Linked DNA regions of Homo sapiens: region 1 is linked to region 2. A link is a loop called in an ENCODE intact Hi-C map of the cell type or tissue named here. Cell type or tissue: endothelial cell of umbilical vein. All regions are shown on one strand.

What was found. A loop is a pair of places that touch in the nucleus more often than their neighbours do. Peaks named below come from ENCODE experiments on the same cell type or tissue, not always from the same donor. Only the 100,000 strongest peaks of a DNase experiment are listed, where the experiment ranks them.
Region 1: a loop joins it to region 2, with 4 times the contacts of the local background. A loop is called at or near these places in 3 of 110 quality-filtered maps.

What each region holds. Positions count from the first base shown.
Region 1 is chr7:12,711,755-12,719,754 of GRCh38, reverse strand. No RefSeq gene overlaps it. Among named protein-coding and RNA genes, the nearest start is that of ARL4A, 28 kb to the right of the region's middle. RefSeq lists an enhancer at 3,494-4,161. In endothelial cell of umbilical vein, no CTCF peak of the experiment used is centred here; DNase peaks (open chromatin) are centred at 54, 3,914 and 5,984; H3K27ac peaks cover 2,509 bases.
Region 2 is chr7:12,767,257-12,775,256 of GRCh38, reverse strand. No RefSeq gene overlaps it. Among named protein-coding and RNA genes, the nearest start is that of ARL4A, 84 kb to the right of the region's middle. In endothelial cell of umbilical vein, no CTCF peak of the experiment used is centred here; DNase peaks (open chromatin) are centred at 3,686 and 4,746; H3K27ac peaks cover 2,815 bases.

The DNA.
Region 1 (8,000 bases), 56 kb after region 2:
CAGGATCATATTATAAAGGTTACAGTTGAGACAATTTTAACAGACTCGGGTTGAATTTGAGGGTACTTAGTCATCATAGCTTCTAGTATATTTGATTACTCCCTAAAAGGCCTACTTGGCAAGTGCACGTTGTCTAAACTCGGCTGGCACATTCAGGGAAAAAATAAAGTAAAATAAAACCTGCTGGACTGATCTTGAAGAAAGGTCTCATATCAAGGAGGGATGGTAAATCACATAGGCCAAGTTATTTCTTAATCAGTAAGAAAAAGACAAATGATAGAGCAGAAAAAGAAGTCTTTGGACTACAGTCATGACTGATAAAAGCATGATCTTTCCTTTCTGATTCTTTACATGAATGTGCAAGTCAAGGGCGTCAGGAATATAAAAACTCCTGAAAATTTGGCAAGGCTGTGTAGTAAACATTACTGGGAAGACTGCGCAACCCATGCATCACCAACTGCCTTCTCTGAAAATTGCCCCACCCATAGCCATGCCTGAGACCTGATCATAGAACATGATTATTATCCTATTCTGCCTGTGGAGGATCAGGATTTATAGCTGACATAGCCTGATCCACAGTGACTTTTCCAGGCCAGGGGCTGGAATTGGGATCCAGCCCTGGCCACCAGCCCTAGGAAAGTAATACACAGCAGAAAAGCTAGTCTGTAGAGAGAGAAGAGAAGAGCTATGGAGAGGTACAAAAACAAAAGACTATGAAATGGCTTGAACAACAAGGTAAATAGTGGTTTAATTAGTTGGACAAGGCTAGGATAGTTAAAAGTCCTTTTCCATACATGTGACAACCATTTTAATTAAACATACAAAGGGAGATGTGGATTAGACATCTGAAACCAGCGGAGATGTCAGGATGGAAGACAGAAATTTTAGACTCATCAGCATAGAGATCGTTTTTAAATTCATGGGGTTGGATGAGGTCAACAATGAATAGAAAATGGATAGAGAACAGAGACTGAAGCAAATCCAAAATGCTGTAGCATTTGGCAATTGAGTAAAGAAGTAAAAATTAGCAAAGGAGAACAAGCAGGAACAGCAAGAGAGGTAGAAAGGAAATCAGTTGAGTGTGATATCACAGAAGCCGAGAGAGTAGTGTTTCTAGAAGGAGTGATCAAATCAGCTCAATCTTACAAAAACAATTAAGATAAAAATATTAACACTTCTTGGAACTATTTGTATTTAGTTTTTCTTATCAAATGAATGTTATTTATACTGATTTTGACTGATATTAAGGTTTCATATCTAAAATAAAAATATAAGTCAAAAACTTTTTAAATGCCTCAGACAGACCCAATTGGCTTTAGTTAAGAAAAAAATTGGTTCAAGCCAGGTGCAGTGGCTCATGCCTGTAATCCCAGAACTTTGGGAGACCAAGACAGGTGGATCGCTTGAGCCCAAGAGTTTGAGACCAGCTTGGGCAAAACAGCCAAACCCCATTTCTATAAAAATATAAAAATTAGCTGGATGTGGTGACTTGCACCTGTAGTTCCAGCTACTTGGGAGGCTGAGGTGGGAAGATTGGTTGTGCCTGGGAGGTGGAGGTTGCAGTGAACCGAGATTGTGCAACTGCACACTTCAGCCTAGGCGACAGAGACAGACGCTGTCTCAAAAAAAAGAAGAAGGAAGGAAGAAAAAAGGAAAAGAGGGACGGAGGGAGGGAGGAAGGGAGGGAGGGAAGGGAGAAAAAGAAAAAAGCGGCTGGGCAAATGGTTCATTCCTGTAATCCCAGCATTTTGGGAGGCCAAGGCAGGAGGATTGCTTGAGGCCAGGACTTTGAGACCACCCTGGGCAATACAAACATCCTGTCTTATGCCTAGTGGATGTGTCTGTGTGGACGTGCACACACATTGGCTGATGAACCCCCCTTCCTGTTTTACAAACAGGCTCTACAAACAGACAAAATATATTTACAAAAAAGATACATCCATCTATACACACACATATATTAGCTGTCTATACAGCTATCTCTACAAACAGACAAAATATATTTACAAAAAAGATACATCCATCTATACACACACATATATTAGCTGTCTATACAGCTGTCTCTACAAACAGACAAAATATATTTACAAAAAAGATACATCCATCTATACACACACATATATTAGCTGGGTAGCCAGGTGTGGTGGTGCGTGCTTATAGATCTAGTTACTTGGAAGGCTGAGGCAGGAGGATCACTTGAGCCACAGAGTTTGAGTTTTCAGTGAGCTATGATTGTACCATGGCACTCCAGCCTGGTACGGGGTGACAAAGCGAGACCCCATATCAAAAAGAAAAAGAAGAAAACAAACAAACGAAAGGGTAGGAGCAGGTTGTTTTACAACAGTTTTTTGTAATAACTAAAATTGGTAGGTGTAGATTAGTCTAGGTGTGAGATTCTAAAAAGAAATGTCATCATGAATGTTTTCTGAGAGTCACTTTGAAGAAGAGTTAGGATATTGTTTGATGGATGATAATGAATGTCCATTCCAGGGAGGGGGTCTGAATGCAAAAAGGAAGACTTAAAAGAGGTCTGCACAGCTGGAGCAAAAATGATCCCCAAATAATTTTATGAAAACTGTTGCAAAGCAATAAAAGAGGCAATGGTGATTGTGCCAAGCGTATGCGGGAGAGAGCTTGTTGGGCCAGTGGAGAGAGGTGCTTACTTGTCCGGTAATATTTATCAGCACTTCCCCTACACCATCTAAATAAAAACAACGTGCTTCCTAAGTCAGCACTTCAAAGCAAGTCTTCTGACCCCCTAGTTTGACCAGACTGGCCTCCAAGCCCTACTTTATGCTAAGGCTGCTGTAATTAATGGGCCACGTTTCTTAGCAGATGCAATCTTGAACTCTGGAGACTACCAGATCTTGCTAGAAGCTCTGTTCTCCCCATTATTAACAGTGTGGCCATGTCTAGAGATTTAACATCTCTAAGCCTCTCTTCCCTCATTAGTGAAAAGAGGATTACAGAAGTGACTTCATAAAGTGATGCTGAGAATAAAATGAGAAAATGAGCATAGCATTTAGTATAGTGCATGTAATCACCATTCAGTAAAAGGCAGTTATTTATAGTTATTTGAATTCAAAATGTAATAATTATGTAAGATGCATTTGAGTCTGTAACAGGGTTTGAGGAGAACAGGAATACAATTAAAATCTCATGAAGATGATTGCTCCCAGGCTGGAAGGCAGGGGACTTACGCTGCCAACTGAAGCTCAGTGTCCAAATTCAGCCGTCCTTCCGCTACACCACTTCTTTCCTACAGCTGCCTGTGCACCAATGGTCATTTACTGACCGTATATATGTGTGTGTGTGTGTGTGCGTGTGTGTGTGCTATACATGGATGTGTGGGGTTTGTTTTGTTTTTAAAAAAAAAGAAAGAGTAGGTAGGTGTATGCGCCCCTGTGGTTCCAGCTACTTGGGAGGCTGAGGCAAGGGGATGGTTTGGAGACCGGAGTTTGAGCCAGCCTGGGCAACATAGTGAGGCCCCCTGTCTAAAATAAATAAATGAAACATAAAAAATAAATGAATAGATTTTTTCTAAATCAAAAAGCATTATTCCATTTTTTTCTCACTGTCATTGAAATTTTTTTTGGTAATAAATGGATTTCTGAGCCTGTTTTAAATGACAGGGTCTGTTGTTCAAAGCCCCACTAGCACGGTAAGCCATTAAACCAGCAGTTGTGAAGCTGCATTATAACACAGGGACAGTCACTCAGCTCAACACTTTACATTACAATAGGCAAGCCTCTGTGAGGCAGCTTTGAAATCCCAGAACTGTGGTCAAACTACGGACCTCCTGGAAGGACAAAGTGTTCTGTTTGTGTAGCACAAGGGTGTGGCTTTTGTAGCTAGTAAAATAATCTGAACACAAAGGCCTCCAGATCCTGCAGAGCACTCTGCAGTGAACTGACTCAGCGGAAAGCGGTGGGAAAGGAAGCTGGTTCTTAGATTTCAGAACCCTCCAAAGCTACACCCACCTCGCTTAGTTCTGACCCTGTGCAACAGGAAGGGGGTTTCATCAGCCAATGTGTGTGCACGCCCACGCAGACATATCCACTAGGCAGAAGACAGGATGAGAAACGCGGTGGGAAGGAACTCTAGTGGAGCCCAGTGCCGTCTCTTTGCAGCCTCTTGCCAAACTCCTGCTTTTTCTTCCTTTCACTGATGCAAAACCTAGTTGCTCTCATGGATTGAGGGAGGGAAGCCCTCTTATGATGTGGAGCCACTTTTAGCAACTGCTCTGAAAGAGGCTGCAAAATCAAACATCCCAGTTAGCATTGGGTGGATTGCTGAATATTGTGAAATAATCATAGAAGCTTTGATTGTCGATGTCCACTGGAGATCTGTGTGCCGGGAGCAAAATATTGGTATGTTACACATTTCATGTACGCAAATTAATTGGACAGTTAAAATCTATCAAAGGCGTCAATGGTAGGCTTTTTCTGTTTCTATTCACACACAGCCCCCACTGCCACCACCAATTTAGGCTTCATCTCAATAAACAGAATACATGTTTAGAAACTTATATAATTTAAAACCCTCTGATCCCTGAAAATTAAGAAAAAGGGGTCTGAATTTTTCATAATCAGTCCATATTGAATAGATTCCCCTCCTAATTGCTCAATTTTAATTTCATCAGATCATTTTGCCTAAAGACCACTTAGCCACCATCACCAAAAAAATGTGTAAACTTCTTGTGAAAAAGACTATACATATCAATGATCTGTGGAACTTAAATTCCAAGGAAACACATATTCAGAAAAAAAAATCATTCACTAGGATAAACCAGAAACACTATATTGATTTACCTTTCCTGAAACTACTAAAAAGTCCAGTAACTTAAGAACACATTTTTAAAATTTAATTCATTAAATTACATATAATACATTTCCAAAAAAGTTCAAAATATGCATGGACAGTTAGCAGAAGCTTTATTGTGAGATTTTTGCGAAAAAAAATTTATAAAGTTAACCCCAAAGCAACCTAATATGTTGATAGTCTCCTGCAAATTAAAATTCAATACACTATTGAATATTTTTATTATAGTTTTGAAAACAAAAGGTTAAAATACCTATAATTGGTAAAATATATGACTTCCCTTCCCTTCACCAAGATTACTAAATGTAATAGAGTGGGTTTTGTGTATGTGTGTTTGTGTGTGTGGTTTTTGTTGGACAGCGATTTATTTCAAAGCTTTTCTTTGTATAACTAGATTACATGACTCCTTTTCTAAATGTTCTGAAGGGCACAATTGGGAGCAGTAAAAGATAAACTGCACTGTCTATAATTATGTGATAATAGAACTCCAAGAAAGGTGAAGTTTCTTACAAAGTATATGGGAGTTAGAGAATATTTCTATCTACAATGTACTGTCCTTGAGAATGAACATTTGTCTTTGGAAGATGTGTATTCACCCAAACAGTGTGTACTGAATATGTAGTATACACTAGGCAGTGTTTTAGGTTCTAGGAATACAGTGGGGAACAAGGCAGAAAACTTTCCTACTCTCTTGGACCCCATAGCCCAGTGAAGGAAGACAAACATTAAACACATAAACAACTAAGTAAACAAGAAAATATCAAGTCATGGTAAGTGCAAGGAGAAAATTACAACAGAATGTAATTTTACTTAGCAAATAAAAATGCAGGAGACTGATTTATATGTGTGTGTGTGTGTGGATGTGGAAGGATGGCTGGATGGATAGATAAGAGAGTTCAGGAGAGAGAGACACACACATCAGGACACACTACCCCAAAATATGGCACCTTGGCATATTGAATATTTTAAGCTGAAGGAATTTGAGAAAATAGCATAAGCAGGAAGGTCTCTGTGAAGTTCCGCCTCCCTTCTCCCCTGAAGCAGATCATAAAACCTAGGAAGCATGTTCTGACCTTCCCTTGAAGCAGTGCATAAGATCCTTATGTGAGAGGTGCTTCCCTATTCCTGGAGGAAAGGAATATCCTTATCTCCAAGGACACAGAGTCACAGAGAGTAATCTGAACAAATAAGCCTTGACAAGTTTCTCCCAGCTCATTACATGTAGCTCATATCCCCTTTGTCCTATCATATTTCTCCATGACTTTCCACTCTTCATCAAACCTACTATGGAAAAACACTCAAGTTTAAAACTGTTTATTGAGTTTTCATTTCCTTCTGAAGGTTCCCTTGTCACGGAAAACTGATATTAAATAAATGTGTATGCTTTTTGCTTGTTAGTCTTTCGTTTGATACAGGGGTCTCGAGCACTGAACCTAAAATAAGTAGAGTAAAACTATTTTTTCTCCCCTACAATACACACACACTCTTAATGCTGCTAGGACCGTGGTTCCCAATCATGATACCGTGAACCCACAGGAGTGTTATAGTGTTTTTAAATTTTTAGGGGAACACAGAAATATCAGTCAGACACTACACAAACTGCTACTACTAAATTTGGGCCTAACTACTTAATAAACGAATGAGGTATTCCTATTTTCCTAGAGTCACCATGAAAAAATTACCAGATATTAAGGGTGGAATGAACTAGGAACATTTGAGAATCTTTGTGCTAGGAACATCTTTAATGGCTATGTGTGTACATAAGAATGGCTTTGTTGCATTGTTTTTAAATTAAATTGAAACCATATTAAAAAGAAATACTTTCAATCTGTTTTTCTTTCTTCAAAACAAATTTTACAAACTTACTCTAAGCAAATCCTCAACTAGATTTTCATATTTCAGTTTAGCATTTATATTTACTGCCATTGTGACTTGGAACATATCATATTACTTTTATGCCTCAAATTTTTATATTTTAAAAGACCTATATTTATTATGATTGCAGATATTGTAACTTAAAATATAATGATTTTAGATATTTGTTGGCAAAAATACAGAATATGTTATGTTTCTTGATCTTTGTGTTACAAAAGTTTAAATGAATAAACTAATGTACAACTTATAATTTTATTTCTGCCATGTAATATTTATACCAGTAAAGTTTAGCAAATGATAAACAAAATTTCAATAAGCTTACGAAATTGCTGAATTTCAAAATGAAAGTCTATTGTCATTTCATTTCACCTGCTGGGAGACAGACACACTAGGTTTTCCAAGGAAGATAAGAACATACTGGAAGATTGCTGTGAAAAATTTAAAAGAAAAGGTACCAACTCCATGTCCTCTGTCAGACTTTATAGTTTTAACTGTACATTACCAAACATTTAAGAGTCAACAGAATTCAATTACTTGCCAAATCCTTATACAATGTCATTAGCTAACAAATCTGAGGACAAAGGTCTCCCTAACCATGTTACAGGATGTTCCTCCAGTGGTTTCGATAGTTTGCTAATTATCTACATTACACAAGAGTCATGAGCATTACAGAGGCAAGTCTAGCCTGCTATGCTTTATTACTGCTATAATTACTGCTGTCGTTTTCTCAAGTACTTTCAGTAAATGCTTGTCAAATGACAACTTTAGCTGGAAAATTAATCATTATTTTAAAATCAATTGTTATTGTGAGCCTTAATATTTCTATCACTAAATGCAAAATAATACTTATTACCTTTTTTCCTGAGACTGTGTAATAAGGGTAGTATTATAATTTGCTGAATTTTATGCTTGATAGTATCATTGTGAAAATATTTTTCTTACTAATAACAATCCAGAACGGAAACACTCAGAAGAGTATTTTCCTTTAACAACTTTGAAAACAAATTTTCAAAAATTTTTATCTACTCACACGACATTTACCTTTTTTATCAGTTGTGAGTGAAACCAACAGGAATAAAATGAAGGCCTTAAAAGAATGAACAGGCCGGGTGCGGTGGCTCACGCCTGTAATCCCAGCACTTTGGGAAGCCGAGACGGGCAGATCACGAGGTCAGGAGATTGAGACCATCCTGGCTAACACGGTGAAACCCCATCTCTACTAAAAAATATACAAAAAAATTAGCCGGGCGTGGCGGCGGGTGCCTGTAGTCCCAGCTACTCGGGAGGCTGAGGCGGGAGCATGG
Region 2 (8,000 bases):
GTGTCCAGTGTCTATAGTTGTCATTTTTATGTCCATGAATACCCAATGTTCATCTCTCACTTATAAGTGAGAATATAAATATTTGGTTTTCCATTCCTGCATTAATTCACTTAGGATAATGGCCTCCAGCTGCATCCATATTGCTTGCTGCAAAGGACATGATTTCATTCTATTTTATGGCTGCAAAATATTGCATGGTGTATATGTGTCACATTTTCTTTATCTGATCCACTATATTGATAGGCACCTAGGTTGATCCCATGTATTTGCTATTGTGAGTAGTGTTGCAATGAACATATGAGTGTAAGTGGGTTTTTTTTTTTTTTTTGGTAGAATAATTTTTTTTTCTTTTGGATATATACCCAGTAATGAGATTACTGCGTCAAATGGTAGTTCTGCTTTAAATTCATTGAGAAATCTCCAAACCGCTTTCCATAGAAGTTGAATTAATTTACATTGCCACCAAATATGCATAAGTGTTCCCTTCTCTCAATAGCCTCACGAACATCTGTTATTTTTTGACTTTTTAATAATAGTCATTCCGACTAGTGTGAGATGGTATCTCGTCGTGGTTTTGATTTGCATTTCTCTGGTGATTAATGATGTGGAGCAATTTTTCATATGTTTGTTGACTGCTTGTGTGTCCTTTTGAGAAATATCTGTTCATGTCTGTTGCCCACTTTTTAATAGGGTCATTTGTTTTTTGCTTGTTCAGTTGCTTAAGTTCCTTAAAGATTCTGGATATTAGACTTTTGTCAGATGTATAGTTTGTGAGTACTTTCTCTTATTCTCTAGGTTGTCTGTTTACTCTGTTGATATAATAGTTTCTCTTGCTGAGCAGAAGCTCTTGAGTTTAATTAGGTCCTTCTTGTCAATTTTTGTTTTTGTTGCAGTTGCTTTTGAAGACTTAGTCATAAATTATTGCCAAAACCAATGTCCAGAATGGTGTTTCCAAGGTTTTCTTCTAGGATTATTATAGTTTGAGGTCTTACATTTAAATATTTAATCCATTTTGAGTTACTTTTTGTATATGGTGTAAGGAAGGAGTCCAGTTTCATTCTTCTGCATATGGCTAGCCAGCTATCCCAGCACCACTTATTGAATAAGAAGTCTTTTTCTCATTGCTTATTTTTGTTGATTTTGTTGAAGATCAGGTAGCTGAAGGTGTGCAGCTTTATTTCTGGGTTCTCTATTCTGTCCCATTGGTCTATGCATCTGTTTTTGTATCAGTACCATGCTGTTTGGGTTACTGTAGCCTTATAGTATAGTTTGAAGTCAGGTAATGTGATGCCTCTGGCTCTGTCCTTTATGTTTAGGATGCTACTTGGGCTCTTTTTTGGTTCCATACAAGTTTTAGAATGGTTTTATTCTAATTCTGTAAAAAAAATGACATTAGTAGTTTGATAGGAATATCATCGAATTGATAAATTCCTTTGGGCAGTGTGACCATTTTAGCGATATTGATTCTTCCAAACCATAAACATAGGATGTTTTCCATTTGTTTATGTCATCTCTGATTTCTTCAGCAGTGTTTTGTATTTCTCCTTGAGGAGAGATCTTTCACCTCCTTGGTTAGATGTATTCTTAGGTATCTGTGTGTGTGTGTGTGTGTGTGTGTGTCTGCGTGTGTATTTGAGTGTCTATCGTAAATGAGAATACATTCTTGATTTGGCTCTCAGCTTGAACGTTATTGGTATATAGAAATGCGACTGATTTTTCTAGATTTATTTTGTATCCTGAAACTTGACTGAAGTTGTTTATCAATTCAAAGAGCTTTTTGGTAGAATCTAGGGTTTTCCACGTATAAAATTATATTGTCAATGAAGAGAGATATTTTGACTTATTTTCCTGTTTGAATGCCTTTTATTTCTTTCTCTTGCCTGATTGCTCTGTCTAGCACTTTCAGAACTATGTTAAATAAGAATGACAAGAGCAGGCATCCTTGTCTTGTCATAGTTCTCAAGGGGAATGGGAAGCTCATTTTTAATGTCTTATTCTAAGACTTTTGGTACAATGCAAAGTCAGCTTGCAGGTCCAGCCCTCTTTAAACATAGCAACTTTTTAAAAATGTTTTTTTAATTGAACATTTTGCAGTTTTTAACATTTAAAAACAAGGGGTGTCAGATAAAAATCTAGATATCTGGCTTATTTTGACAAAAGAAGGATCATTTCTGGTGCCATTGCTAAACCTGTCAGGGGTGTGTAAACCAGAGCAATTCCATCTTGAACAGGAGCTGGGTAAAATGAGGCTGAGACCAACAGGGCTGCATTCGCAGACAGTTAAGGTATTCTAAGTCACAGGATGAGATATGAGGTCAGCACAAGATACAGGTCATAAAGACCTTGCTGATAAAACCAGTTCCAGTAAAGAAGCTAGCTAAAACCCACTAAAACCAAGATGGTGACAAGAGTGACCTCTGGTCGCCCTCACTGCTACACTGCCACCAGCGCCATGACAGTTTACCAATGCCGTGGCAACATCAGGAAGTTACCCTATATGGTCTAAAAAGGGGAGGCATGAATAATCCACCCCTTGTTTAGCAAATAATCAAGAAATAACCATAAAAATGGGCAACCAGCGGTTTTCGGGGCTGTTCTGTCAATGGAGTAGCCATTCTCTTATTCCTCTACTTTCTTAATAAACTTGCTTTCACTTTACTCCATGGACTTGCCCTGAATTCTTTCTTGTGCGTGACCAAGAACCCTCTCCTGGGATCTGGACTGGGGACCCCTTTCCTGTAACAGACCCACTTTCCTTAGCTTCTTCATTTTCCCCACATGCCAATAATCTGCTAGAGCTGCCCTTTTTATGACTGCTTCCTTAATGTTATCCTTGGTCTCTCGAAATCATTGTACTTGACCCACTTCCCTCAGAGTAACCTGCATGGCTCCCAAAGATATTTGAGTTTGAGAATCTGGCTTAAATATTTTTTGAACAATCACAAATGGACTGGAGTTCTGACACTTTATAAGATTCTATCATAATTTATACCAAATGATACGAACCCATGTAGTTTGCTGTTTTTAAAGTAGCACTACAGAGAGCAAAATAAGTACTAAATACATCTATTTAAAATTACATCTAATATGTCTTTGTACCAATAATTGAGTAGTAACATGCCCTCTTGCTCAAAAATAAATCTCAGTGTTAGACGTGGGTGGATACTTAATCTAACTTTTTTGCCTGCTATATTTCACATTCTTTCCCTGGGAGTAATGTGCAACCATATGCCCAAGTAATAAATAATATGATAGGAAACAAATATCTATATTATGACAAAATGACAGTCACTAATGCTAATGGGATTTTATAACACAATACACAGGAAAGAGAGAGTGATCCGGCCCCTGAGGTAAAGCCTTAAAGGAATTCATTTTCCTATCACCACTGAGAATACTTTCTATCATGGAATGAAAGGCACTAAAATAAATTGGCAAAATGAAACCTCTCTGCATATGGTGTTTACTCAGAAGGGTGAGGTGCCAAAGAGACTGTCAGCCACAGCAAGTTGGACCTTTACTGCCACGATGTCATTTAAAGAGCTGCCCTGACAAAGCCTCAGCCTTCTGCGTCCATTAGACTCAGTGTGAAAGGTCTCCATTCACTTGCCAGCTGGCGTAGTAGACCATCGTCTAAAGATGTGAACGGTTACAGCCCTGGCCTCGCTGCAACTGGAAACCAAAGAGACGATTAATTATGGATGGAATGCAGCCAGGCAAGGCTGCAATTGTAATCAAATGAGACCACACTGAGGAAAAATAACATTTTATCCTGCACTTGGTAACTCACAGATAGATTTATGACTATACTGCCAGTTGGAGATAAAGTAAAAATCAATCATATTATTCATATGAGTAACATAAGCAAGTACTAGCAAAACAAAAAATATGTTTCCTACGATTGTGTTGCAGATACTTCATTTATATCCAGCTTTATTCAGCAGAATCACACATCCACAACTTTTTTTTCTTTTAATGAAAGCTGAGAAATAAACTATCCACTGGAACTGTAATGAAGAGATCTGCGAACTTTCTGCATTCAAAGCCTTCATTGCAAAAATATATTACAATATTTCCTGTTTTATTGCCTTGCTCATATTTTATTACAACTCTATTGCATATCGAAATGTGCAGCCTAGAAGCTACAGGATATCCACAGTCAACAAATAGAACAGCTTGTTCATTATGTCCATGAATAGTCAAAAAGTTAAAAAGAATGCTAATTCTATGCAGTAAAAAGCTTAAAAACGTATGTTTCTTTTAAAGCACAATTGGAATGTCAAACTAGTTCTGTAAAAGAAGGAGCATCATTAGCTTCACATTCCCCAAAAGAGCTGGTCATTGTTTGGAAGATTCATTTGTCAAACTAAATAGAGAAACTGCAATCATAGATTACAGGTTAATGGGGATGGATGCATGTCTCATGGACTAGAATCAGTTACTATCTAGCCAAGTCCTACTTCACTTAAAAAAAGAAAGAGAAGCCATCAGGTGGTGTTGCACTTGTGGTATGCACTTATCCATTAGGAGCAAAACTGACATGTTCTTTTTTAAAGTCCCTTAAAATGTGGCTGTGTTATGTAGAAGTTCAAGTAACTTTGGCAATTAAAATGACAACGTATACATATTTAACCCAAAGATATGTAAAGTACCTGGAGTACTAAGACCTTCAAATCAACAGCCTAGGAGATTCTACATAGAAACAGGAGTGTGTCTGCCCAAATCTTCAATTTCACTTTATTTTCTACCTCTTTCTATCCTTTGCCAAACAATCTGTTTGATAAGTTGGGTGAACTGGAGGGGAGCCAGGGAATTCCAGCAAAAGAAGACGGGATCTGGGAGGACCTGTGGCAGAATGCCACAGCAGGCTCAACTATTTATTCCACAATACTCTGTTCAAACACTCACCACCCTCCTTACCCTACCAACCTCCAGCAGCAAAAGCCCGTTTATCCAGGTGACTGCAACTTCTAGAAAGTCACATTTAATAATTGTGAATTGTTTAACCACCAAGAGATCTTCACAAGAAGTGCTATGTTAGGCATGGTGATGGGAAGGGGCATGGATAGATGGTTTAAAAAATAACAACCGACAGACAAGCCAAAAGCAAGGCAATTTGCTTTGTAGGTGTCTCAACATTTCTCACTCTGGAGAGGGCTGCAACTTTGCGCGTAGCTTCTAATGAAAAGTAAGCAATAAATATTGATATAACAACAAGGGTTTCTTGCAAAGAAGTCTTTGTTGGTTTAGTGTAACACAATTGATTTGGCCTTTCTTGGTTCCCTTGTTTCTCAGAATGAAGCAATTAAACACATTTGTTCACTTTAAATGTTGTGTTTTGCTTGGTTCATTTGAATTCAGGATGGATTAACAAGGACACCATAAAGAATTCTAGAAAGCAGATGCCCCAGAGATAGATGAGAAGGAGCACCATCCACAGAATACCTACTAAATATAAATATTAGGGCGCCTATTACCAATTATCTTGCAGAACCTCCCTGCCTGTGTAAGTGAGGCCCACTTGAAGGTGAATATTCACATAAATGTAAACAAAGCATCAAATTGTTTTCTTGTAAAGTGAATTCCTTCTTTCTGTGTAACAGAATGACAGAACATTTGGATCCAGTTACTCTACATTTTTTCCTAATGTGAAAAGCAAGACTGAGAAACAATTTTCAAACTCCTGAAGAATATGTATGAGTGAGTATGTGTGTAAAAATATGATGAGAGGAAAAAAAATAAAACCATTATGCTAGAATGTGGTCTCTCAATTTCTGTCATAATTCAGCAGTCTGTTTTGCTTTTTGCAGAAAATCTCTTCATCTTTCCTCAGATTGGGTTTAGTCCTCAACCACTATATGTTTCCTACCTGGGTCTATATATACATTTTCTTTAGAATCCCAGAACCTGTCACCTCCCTAGAGGCTTCTTCTGCCCCAGGTAGAATTAAATAGCTCACTTATCTGCTTGTGACCCTATACTGGAATTATATTATAATTGCATTAATGTCATTGAATATTTAGCTATTTTGGTGCATAGTGGGTGCCCCTCCCCTAGGCTTTCACCCATCCCACTACCTCCTACCCACAAATATTCTAAATTCCACGGAGACTTATTTGAGACCAGCAAGCACATCTTATCTGCCTTGGGATCTGAAGTACTGTGTGTGGAGCCTGACACCTAATAGGTTCCCAATATAGTTTGTCAAACTCAATCAAATGTTGAGAGTTTAAAATATATCAGAAGAAAAATTCCTATGTATATATAACCCCTTTTAAATTATGTTGTTCCATCTCAGAAAATATATCTCAGAACATATTCTTCTTTTGAGGTTTTTTTTTTTTTTTTTTAGAGAAGGGGTCTCACTCTGTTGTCTAGGCTAGAGTGCAGTGGCTCCATTACAGTCACTGCAGCCGCTAATTCACGGGCTCAAGTGATCCTCCTGCCTCAGCCTCTTGAGTAAGTGGGACTACAGGCATGTGCCATTGAAACTTGTTTTAATTTATCTACCCTTACTGTTCCTTCAGCATAGTTTTATAAAAACTGCTATCACATAAGGGGTCTCTAAATGATTAAAATTCATTCATAGCTAACTCTAGTATCTGGAAACTATCTGGGGAAGTCTGATTTTCAAATCAATAGCCTAAAAATTTTACATAGAAACTCTAGTCTGTTTTCTGCTCAAACCTGCTGTACTACCCAACTTCTTCTACTCCTTTCTGTCAATTCCTGAGCTATCTGTATATGTAAGTGGGGTGATCAGAGAGATGTCAGGAGAGTCCAGGTGAAAGAAGAGGAAACTACAGTGTACTGCTATACTGTACTAAGAGCTTTGTCTTTAGTGCTCTCTTTAGTTAATACCAAAGTGTAAGTATTAGTATCCCTGTTTTACCCATAAGGAAACTTGAGTCTCAGGGATTTTTTTCAGCCACAGAAGCTATTAAGCAGAAGGCTCACAATTAAAACATTTCATTTTTTTTTTCTGATTTTAAGGACTGGGTGAATCCATGATTTCACACACAACTAAACTGTCTTTAGCTAGCATATTTTTATTGCATTGCTCTTCTTTTCGTTAGTCGATGAAAAGTATTTTTGGTTTCATTTAAGTACTTATTGAGTCCCCATGTAATGGAAACACAATATCTGATGCTTGTAACATGTCTTTTAAAACCCGCATAATGACCTAATCTCCAGAAACACATTACAGAAAAGTTCAACTACTATTATGTGCTTTGCTTTTCTACTAAAGGTATTTCAGAATGAAAATCCCAGGAGCAGAGAAGAATATCTCTTATAAATATACATTTAGGTCCCCAGCTGTGATTTGATTCCTGATTTAATATTGTACATAAAAAGTGATTCAGATCAGTATAGTCTATTTTAAATCATTCATTTTGAAAGTTAGCATAGTAATATTTGCAGCTTGATATACTAAAACAACATGTTTATTTTCTCACTAGTACATAATCATAGAGAACAATTTATAGAAAGATTTTTATATATTCTGTTTATATAACAAAGTATAATAGACTAAATAGACTAAAGGACGCATCATACATGTGCCCTTATTATAGCTGCACAGATGATTAAAAAGAGCAAGTCTCTTTGTTTTTAGCTGGACCTACAGTACCCTTAAATTTTGAGCTGAAAAAGCAAACTCTTTGCCTGTGCCTTGGCCTCTTACTCTTACTCTTACCTCTTACTCTTTCCACGTAATATTTCTCTTTCCTGGAATACTCTTTTCTACCTTCTTACCATCATCATCTGGCTACTTCTTCCTGGCTTTTTCACTCAACTTGAAGCAAGCTTCTTCCCAGGGGTTCTTAACTTGGGATCTACAGATAGAATTTTAGTTCCTTTTTCTTTTTATATTGCTATGCATTTTATTTCTTTTCTTTTTTTTTTTTTTTTTTTTGAGACGGAGTCTTACTCTGTCGCCCAGGCTGGAGTGCAGTGGCGCGATCTCAGCTCACTACAAGCTCCGCCTCCCGGGTTCACGC